Regions from separate parts of the Homo sapiens genome. Here region 2 is linked to region 1. A link is an interaction called in ENCODE POLR2A ChIA-PET data of the cell type or tissue named here. Cell type or tissue: HepG2. All regions are shown on one strand. Each heading gives the region's core, and the rest is flanking DNA. Links, peaks and the distances in the headings are about the cores only.

Region 1 (4,784 bases), core at 210-4,209:
ACGGTCCAAGACCCTCTGTTTCCTCCCACCTCCCACCTGCATCACCGCCCCAGTCCACACAGGTCCTGGTGTTTCACTGACAGGTTTGGCTCGTTCCTGCCTTGGGGCCTTAGCACGGACTGTTCCAGCTGCCCTAATGCCTTTCCCTGGGGTGCTCACCTCACTGATGCTCTTCCTCACTTTCTCACAAGTCCCTCCCTGGGGGTGCTCCCCTCCCCCAAGCCCCACCAAAGCTGCCACCTCACCCACGGCCCTTCCAGTTCCTCCATGATGTTTTCCTGTGTGTCACTGTCTCCATTACAAATTCTCTGGTTTAGGCCAGGCACAGTGGCTCACACCTGTAATCCCAGCACTTTGGGAGGCCAAGGCGGGCGATCACCTGAGGTCTGGAGTTCGAGACCATCCTGGCCAGTATGGTGAAACCCTGTACAAAAAATATAAGTGTTAGCCGGGCACGGTGGCTCATGCCTGTATTGGGAGGCTGAGGCAGATGGATCACTTGAGGTCAGAGTTTGAGACCAGCCTGACCAACATGGTGAAACCCTGTCTCTACTAAAACTACAAAAATTAGCAGGTCATGGTGGCACATGCCTGTAGTCCCAGCTACTCAAGAGGCTGAGGCAGGAGAATCACTTGAACCCAGGAGGCGGAGGTTGCAGTGAGCCCAGATAGTGCCACCGCACTCCAGCCTGGGCAACAGAGCAAGACTCTGTCTCATAAATAAATGAATAAAAACAAATTTTCTGGTTTCTATATTTGGCGGCTGACATCCCATCACACGTGAGCTCCGCCGGGCAGGGCCCTCCCAGCACACAGTAGGTCCTTGCTGTGCTTTGGATGAGTGGATGCACAGCAGGAGGGTGGGGACCAGCTCTGAAAGGCTGCAAAAGGCCCCCAGTGGTCTGGGCAGGGCTTTGGGACCCTAATTTGCTGAGCTGGACCTAAGGGGGATGGGGGGTGGTTGTGAACGAGGACCCTTCCCTCCTCCATCCTGAGGCCGGCAAGCACGGCAGGCATAGGTCCAAGCTGCTCCCTTGGAGGGGCTGGCACGAGGGGGCCCCTGCCGCAGGCACCCGGGCATCAGAGGGGCTGGGTGGGCTGGGAGGGATGCTGCATCCCCACCTGTCACTGGCTCCGTCCTCAGTCTGGGTCTGTATGGGCAGGAGGTGGGGACGGGGTGCTTCCATAGAGCATATGGCCTCCTGCACAGGGCAACGCCGTGCCACCAGCTCCCCACTGCGAGTGGACCCTCAGACACCGTGACAGACCAGGGATTCCCCCCAGCTGCGGGAGTGGGCATACCTGGGAGGTAAGGGGCTCCGACCCCTCCCCGGGGGCGGTGGGGGGGACCTGCTTCTGTCCCATGGGCTCCGGGTGACACCTAGTGGCCAGGATTTCCTCTTGCACTGTGGGCCCCCAAGCCCCCAAACTCCTTGGCCTGGGACATCCCAGAAAGGAAGGGCACCCCTGCCCTAGGTCTCCACCCACAGACTGGTTCTCACGGTCCCCCGCCCCCGTGCCGGCTCTCCGGGCCTCACCCACAGGCGCACTCACACCCGCTGTGACACTCATCCCTCCCTCCCTCCCACGCACACGGCCACAGAGCCGTGTGGGCCTATGGGAAGGGGTGTCCTGGGGCCCTCTGGGCAGAGGGTCTTCTCCAGTGCCCTACCGGACCACATGCACCCCCCAACCACCCCTCACCCCCAGGAGTGCCTGCCCAGGAGCACCCCCCGTGATCAGCTAGTCCCCCCGGGGAGGGAGGCCTAGAGGAGGAGCCTTGGACTTTCCACCCACCTCCTCCCAGCCAGGCCTCACGGTTGCTGCTGTGAAAGCCAACCTGGGACAGAGCCAGGAGCCCCAGGTGAACACCCAGCCAGAACCCAGTGGGGAAGGAGGTCACCAACCCAGCCAGAAGCCCAGGAGGGACCAGCCCCAAGGCGACGTCTGCCCCAACCAGGGCCCGTCTCCTGGTGGCCCTCGAGGACATGGGCATGGGAGAGGGCCCAGGAGCCAGGCCAGGCCCAGGAGTGGGCATGTGAGCATCAGCCAAGAGCGGCCTCCCTTCCGGGCCAGGGCCAGGCCGCCTGCATCACACAGGGGAGCCCGAAGAACGGGGGGAAAGGCCTGTAGGCGGGGCTGCCCAGAACCCTGCCAACCAAGGCACGGGGGCACACGTGGCCAGCAGCACCGGGCAGCACCAGGCATCTGAGACCCCAGACCCAGCCTGCCTAAAGGGGCTGCCTTCAGGTGACACCACTGGCTTTTTCCTTCCAGAGCCACCAAGAGAGGAAGGAGAAGGTGACTTGCCCCATTTCCCAGTTGTAGGCACTGGGACTTGGCAGGAACTGACAGAAACAGAAGATGTGGGCACTTTGCTTCCCAGGCTTGCGCGGGGAAGCTGGCAGGGCCTCGGGGTCTCTACCTCCTGTGCCTTCCCAGGACCCAGGCGTCCCTCACTGCCATGCACTCAGCCCTGCCAGCTGGGAGGTGGCCTCATCCACTAGAGAGCCCCCTCCCCTGCAGCCTTCACCTGACCTCTAGTCCCCGCTTATGCAACGGAGGTGTCACAGAAGCCGGGCACCCACAGGGCAGGCTGGGGTCTCAGCCAGGGTTGGGCTAGGGGCCTAGTGGGCTGAGGACCTGCCCGGGGGGCCAGCTGCAGCCTCTGTGTGCTCTTCCCCACAGCACTCACCTGTGTGCATGGTATGGACCTTGGCTAGAGATGGGCAGGCATGGGCAGGATGAAGAGTGAGTGGGCACCCCAGTGTGCCTGCAGCTGCTGCCCAGGCTGTGCTCAAAGCCCGGAGGCTTAGGGGCTGGAAGTTCATACTCCACAAGTGGTGTGTGCCAGGGAGCTGGCCTGGAGGCCTGGGCCCCTAAAAGGGTTCTATGGGTGGAGTTAGAGGGTCCTTGCATCCCCAGTGCCCTCCCTCAGCCCCAGTGCCCATCGGGATTGGCGCAGTTCTTCCCTGGTGGGCACTTTCAGATGGAGAAACTCCTATGTCCACCTGAAGGGACTCCCATTCCTGTAGAAGGGGCAGAAGCCTTGGGCAGGCAGATGAGATTCCAGGTGGCTCACAGATGGGTCTCCTCCAGCGCTGGGACCCTGTCCACCCCGCCTCCACTGCTCCTCCCTCTGGTCTGCCCCACTTTAGATGGGGGAGGGGCATTGGAATCTTCAGTGAATGAACACAGAATTGAAGGGCCAATTGAATTGAATTGAAGTTCACACTCGTAATCCCAACACTTTGGGAGGCTGAGGCGGGACAGTTGCTTGAGGCCAGAAGTTCAAGACCAGCCTGGGCAACATGGTGAGACCCTGTCTCTACAAAAAAACTTTTTTTCTTTTTAATTAGCTAGGCACGGTGGTTCACACCTGTAACCCCAGCTACTCAGGATGCTGAGCCGGAAGATTGCTAGAGCCCAGAGGTTTGAGGCTGCAGTGAGCTATGACTGCACCACTGCACTCCAGCCTGGGTGACAGAGTAAGTAAGACCTTGTCTCTTTAAAAAAAAAAAAAAAAAATTGAACTGAGTGTCACAGCCTCAACTTTGCCACCAATATTTATAGTGCCTTTTAGGAGCCAGACTCTGGGCCAGGACTGGGATGCTACAAAGAGGAATGACTCTGGCTGGGTTAAGGGATGGTATGGGGGAGCAGGAGGCAGGGAAGGAGGAACACAATGAGTGGATGCTGCCTCCCATGGGCTAAAGAAGCCGGGGAGGGAGTGCTGGCCCCAGCCTATCAAGGGAGGGACATTTCCGGAGGGCTCCCTGGAGGAGGAGGATACCTGGGCTAAGAAGGTTCCACCAACCCAAGCACTCCCCTGGAATTCCAGGGTAACTGCAGAGGAAAAGCACTGAGGACATTCCAAGCAGCTGGAACAGGGAAGGTGGAATTAAGGGAGGCAGAAAGGCCCAGCACACCGGGGCCGCTGGGAGCCACGGCAGGGACACGTCCCATGTCCCCACAGGGCCAGTAAGGATGCAGCTGTTACAGAGTAGCCAGGCCTGGGAGAAATGAGGACCGCAGATCTTGCAGTGTGTGCTGGGAAGGGAAGGAGCTTCTTGGCATCACTGCCCCCACACCCACCCAGATTAGAGAATCAGGGAGGTCAGAGGCCCACAACAGTGGTTTTGCTTCTCCCCTGGGGTAGTTTAGAAGTGTGAGGGGGTTCACTGGCTGCAGTAATGGGGTGCTGTAGTCATGGGGTGGCAGGGACCTGCTGTGTGAGGGGCATCCCGCCTGGTGGCAAGTTGCCCCGCACCCCACACAAGAGAGGAGGGAGTTCTGTGTGGGCAGGAGGTGGGGATGGGGCGCCAACTGGGAACAATTTTGCCCCTCAGGGGACATTTCTCAGTGTCTGGAGCCACTTCTGATTGTCATGACCTAGGGGTACTGCTGGCATTTAGAGGGTAGAGGCCAGGGCTGCTGCCGAGCATACCCCACTGCACAGCAGTTATTCTGCTCAACATATCCACAGCGCGGGGCATGAGGAACTCTGATGTAGGATTGCTAATAAACCCTATCGGTAATGACCCTATCGGGAATGACTACTTCTGTTCGGCGTCTTTTCCAGATGCACAATTTCTAGGGATGCAATGAGCATGAAAGCTGAGGGGAGATGGAGCTTTGTTTTGTTTGGAAATTTACCAAGAAGCATTTGCCATTTTGGAGAAACACATCCCCAAGATCACAGGGTGGCCCCAGCAGGCACCTGAGCCCTGAGGGTAACCCTGCTCCCGTCTGTGTCTGCAGCAGTGACAGCCTCTGCCATTCTG
Region 2 (4,784 bases), core at 574-4,573, 110 kb before region 1:
AACTCAGTCTTTTGGCCTGCCGTGTCCAACTTTTTCTTTTTCTTTTTCTTTTTTTTTTAAGTCCAGGTCTCCCTTTGCTGCCCAGGCTGGAATGCAGTGGCGTGATCTCAGCTCATTGCAGCCTTGACATCCTGGGCTCAAGTGATCCTCCCACCTCTCAGCCTCCTGAGTAGCTGTGACTACAGGTGTGCACCACCACACCCAACTACTTTTTGTATTTTTTTTGTAGAGACAGGGTCTCACTATGTTGCCCAGGCTGGCCTTGGACTCCTGGGCTCAAGCGATCTGTCCCCCGGGCCTCCCAAAGTGCTGGGATTACAGGCATGAGCCCCCACCCCCCTCCCCAGTCTGGCCAGTGTGTCCAGCTTTTCTGTCCATTCACCTTCCTTCAGCTGCTCACCCCTCTCTTCCCTCACACAGGGCATCCTCCTCTGAAAAAAACAGATTCTCTTGACTGCAACTGATCCCTGTGGGAAATGGTGTTGGAAGATTCAGCACTGGTCACCGTATGCCTCACGGGGATGGCTTCTTGCCTTTTAGAAACCACTTGAGTCACACAGGAACGTCATCACTGAGCCGCCCACCAGTATCGGCATCCAAGGTTTGGATTGACAAACAGTTGTTTCCTTGGAGCCGTGAATTCCAGACTCCTCTGCCAAAGAAAAGATGCAGTTGACGGTGTGTGGGCATGTTGTGACCTGCTCAAACACTTATTTTTGTATTTGTACCGTAGACCTACATACCACTACTCAACTGTGACTCTGATAAGACATATGGCAGCTTTAAAAAACTGGCGTAATATGTCTTCTTCTGGAGTCAATAGAAAGAATTTGGCTTTCAGCAATGACGGAGGTGTGGCTGCTCCATTCTCTCCTTTGCCTTATTACAGATGACCTCTGCAGCTTTTCCAATAGAGGTTTCAAAGTCAAGTATTTTTTCTCTTATCCTATTTTTATTTATGTATTTAGAGTCTAGGTCTTGATCTATTGCCCAGCTGGAGTGCAGTGCCACGATCACGGCTCACTGCAGCCTCAAACTCCTGGGCTCAAGTGATCTTCCCACCTCCGCTTCCCAAGTAGCTGAGACTACAGGTGCAAATCATCATGTCTGGCTAAGTTTTTAAAAAAATTTTTGTAGACACAGGATCTTGCTGTGTTGCCCAGGCTAGTCTTGAACTCCAAGTCTCAAGGATCTCCCCACCTCAACCTTCCAAAGTGTTGGGACTACAAGCATACACCATTACGCCCAACGAAGTTATTTTAATTTTTTGAAGATAGGGTCTTGCTATGTTGCCCAGGCTGGTCTCGAACTCCCACCCACAAGTGATCCTCCTGCCCAGCTCTTATCCTCTTTCGAAATTTACCAATGCATGGTAAACTAAAAACAATAGTTTGTTTTTTTTTTTTAACTCAAATGCAAGTTTCAGTCAAACTATGTGCTTATTTTTAGAGCATACCGTAGTGCAGTAAATCAACTCCAGTGAACTCTGGTTGGCATGGGTATGTCTCTCCAATGGTCAAAGGTTACCTGCCTTCAGTTTCCTATTGATCCTAAACCAAAACAGACCCCTATCCAGCCTCATGAAGTTTGCTCACCACTGATTTTTCGGAGCCACATCATTCCCTGGGATCTTTCCACCCTGGCTTTTCCCAGCTGTGGGATTTCTAATCTAATTTATGGTATAAAAATATTAATGTGATTGGTTAACCCAGCCTGTGTGTTTTTTGCTTCAAGGTACCACCTCAGGATTTTAAATCTCTTGCATCAGATATTGAATATTTAATGCACGACTAAATCGTTGAGTCACAAACAAACAAAACTTGATTTCCCTGCAGAGGTGCACCTTGAGTTCCTATAACGCATCCTGTACTTGTATCTGTCATGGCCCCAGAGGGTGGGTACAGTTATCCCAGTGTGGGAGAATCTCAGATGATTAGCTGTAACCTCAGTGTTTTGAAGGTGTGACTTTTGTGGGCGCAGCCAGATAATTAATTAGATTTGAACAGCCCGTGTGCCCAACTTCTGTCCTTGAAAATAATTGAAGCCCTTCCAAAAACCAAAAAAGGATTATTTATGTCCTTTAGAACTTTAATCAAAAAACTTTAAAAAAGTTTCAATAATTCTTAAAATGTCAGTAATTGCCCTAGTTCTCCGTGCATAAAGGGATTTATTAAGACTTACTTTCCCATGACGACTTGAAATGGAAAAATCCAAGCTGAAAAAGAAGAACTGGAATAATTGGCTTTGATGAACTGAAGTTACTGCTCCCCATTGGAACTGTGGGTGCAGAGAGTTTAGGGCAGTGGATGGACTCTGAAAATACAGTCAGCGAATTAACACATCATACTGTGGAAGCAACGAGCAGTCCTGGAGCTGGACAGCATTGTCCAGTAACTGGGTCATCGAGGCTTAATTCTCTCATGGTTTCAGCACCAGGCACAGTGCTGCGGTTTTGCAGATAAGATCATGTGCTCTGGGCCAAAATACAGGAAAGCCTCTCCCTGCATCAGTCCACAGATCAAACCCAGCAGGGAGCCCAGGGCCTTGATGCCCAGCTCCTGATGCCTCAGCCAGAACCCCAGCCCAACCCGGAAAGCCTGAGCTCTCCCATGGCAAATTGATGGGCTCTCTCTCTTGTCCTGGTGTGTGATTCCCTAGCTTCGGAAGAATGAAGAAAACACTGAAACCTCCTAGCGTTTTATTATGATAACTATTTTTGGAGACAGGGTCTTGCTCTGTCGGCCAGGCTGGAGTGCAGTGGTGCAATGGTAGCTCACTGTAACCTTGAACTCCTGGGTTTCACCGATCCTCTCACCTCATGCCTGACTAATTTTTAAAGTTGTATTTATTTTCTTTTCGTAGAGACAGGGCCTCACTATATTGCCCAGGCTGATGAAATTTCCCAGCTTTGTTAAGTAAGAATCAGGCAGCCTTCATCAGCCTGTGGAGAAAGCATCAGAGTAGGTAAAGAAAAACTCCTTAAAAGCAGATTTCACCTTCTGATTCTGTGATTGTCCGCAGAACGTCTTTTCATGACCTATATCCATCCATGTTGAATTTCGGATAAAGGGTAAAGGAAAAAGCTTACTTTTCCAGTATAGGCTGGACAACAGGTTTAAGATTGTATTAATTCAAAAGGAGTTGATTGGGAAGCTATTGTAGGCTCACACATTTGGTGGGAGCTGGAAGACAATCCTGTTCTCAGGGAACTTGGTCACCGCCTCATCTTAGGAACAGCCAGTTGGAGATACAGCCAGATATCTTCCGTTATGGCCTCTTCCCGCCATGGCCATCACTGCCTATGGATGCCCCGCCATCCTTGTGAGCAGATGCTCCACCATCTTTAAGATCCAAGGTCTGGGCAGTGGACTGGACCTGAAATTGTCTGAGTATGGGTCACAGGCCCCGGTCCCCAGCATCCCAGAGAAGGAGGATTGGCCTCTCCAGCTTCCACAGAGGCCAGGGGGGCAGCGGGGGACAGTGGGAGACATGGATCTGAAGTTACCTCTCTGCCAAGACCACATGGTACGGGACAGGTCACTGCTCCTGAGGACTGAGGTGCCCCTGCAAGGGGATGCAGCAGCCAGGCAGCCAGACCCAACAATGGCCCCTGCCTGGCTGGGAAGGCCAAGGGACACCATGATTAGGCTTCAAGAGCCCAGCCCATGAGGATCCCTCCCTCTTCCGAACTCCCCAGGCATCTACAATGGCTCTCACTCAGCTGTCACATCCCGAAATGTGCCCAGGGTTCCCGAGTACCTCCCAGCGAGATGCCAAGCTTCCTACAGTGATCTCCAAGAAAGGCTGCACGGTGCCAGGAACATAACAATTACTCAAAACATGTGTGTTGACTGCGAATATGAAACCAATGACACATGTGAAATTGCATTGCACTGTGCTCTGAAAAACCCAGAACGCTGTTTGGGGAGAAATCCGGGAGTGGAGCGAACCCACGTCCTCATCTGAGATCCATGTGACCTTGGCCAGTTTCTTCTTTCTGGGTCCCAACTTTTTCATCTGAGGATGGTAATATTTACCTTGAAGTGTTGTTGGCAAAATTGGAGATAATTTAGGCAAAAATGCCTGGCACATACCAAGCGTTTAATACACAGTTTAATAATTATAATCAGATGTGGACTTTTTCGTATGATCTTCCTCTATCAGACACTTCATGCCATGATTAAAGACAAATGTGTCTTTAAGTTCTTTAGAGAAACTGATTAACCCCAAATTTGCTTTATATCATAGGCTATGTAAATATTGCAGACATAATTTTTTAATGTCCAGGATTTGTATAATTTCATATTAGAAAACTTATTTCTTAATAATTTGTTTTAAATGATATTATGGAAAAAGATAGCACAACTTGACCCTCTGTCTGGAAAATCTGTTTTATCCTTTTGGATAACAGCAAAGACTTTGTTTTTTCTTTAGAGGTGGGGTCTTGCTCTGTTGCCCAGGCTGCTGGAGAGCAGTTGTGCAATCACAGCTCTTCTGGGTCTCAGAGATCCTCCCACCTCAGCCTCCTGAGTAACTGGTATTACAGGCAGGTGCCACCATGCCCAGCTAATTTTTTAAAAATTATTTTGTAGAGACAGGGTAAGACTTTTTAATCAAGGTTTTTAGTTTGATTTGAGGCAAAAAGATTAAAAGCCTTGATACTTGGTTAATTAAGGTACTGACTTTTTAAACTGCCAACAAGTATCTATTGAGTGCTCACTGTATGCAAGGCACAGTCCTAAGCATTTAGTATGAACCAGGGGATAAAAGAGAGGAAACTCCCT

Evidence for each region. ChIA-PET counts read pairs that join two places held together with the same protein. Peaks named below come from ENCODE experiments on the same cell type or tissue, not always from the same donor. Only the 100,000 strongest peaks of a DNase experiment are listed, where the experiment ranks them.
Region 2: POLR2A ChIA-PET joins it to region 1 with 7 read pairs; 4 of 35 experiments call an interaction of 5 or more read pairs at or near these places.

The regions. Positions count from the first base shown.
Region 1 is chr19:33,238,421-33,243,204 of GRCh38, reverse strand. No RefSeq gene overlaps it. Among named protein-coding and RNA genes, the nearest start is that of SLC7A10, 15 kb to the right of the region's middle. RefSeq lists a silencer at 1,489-1,588. In HepG2, for the core only: a CTCF peak has its summit at 1,386 (motif pointing left); a DNase peak (open chromatin) is centred at 1,830.
Region 2 is chr19:33,346,556-33,351,339 of GRCh38, reverse strand. No RefSeq gene overlaps it. Among named protein-coding and RNA genes, the nearest start is that of CEBPG, 25 kb to the left of the region's middle. RefSeq lists an enhancer at 22-1,221. In HepG2, for the core only: no CTCF peak of the experiment used is centred there; DNase peaks (open chromatin) are centred at 2,519 and 2,849; H3K4me3 peaks cover 674 bases.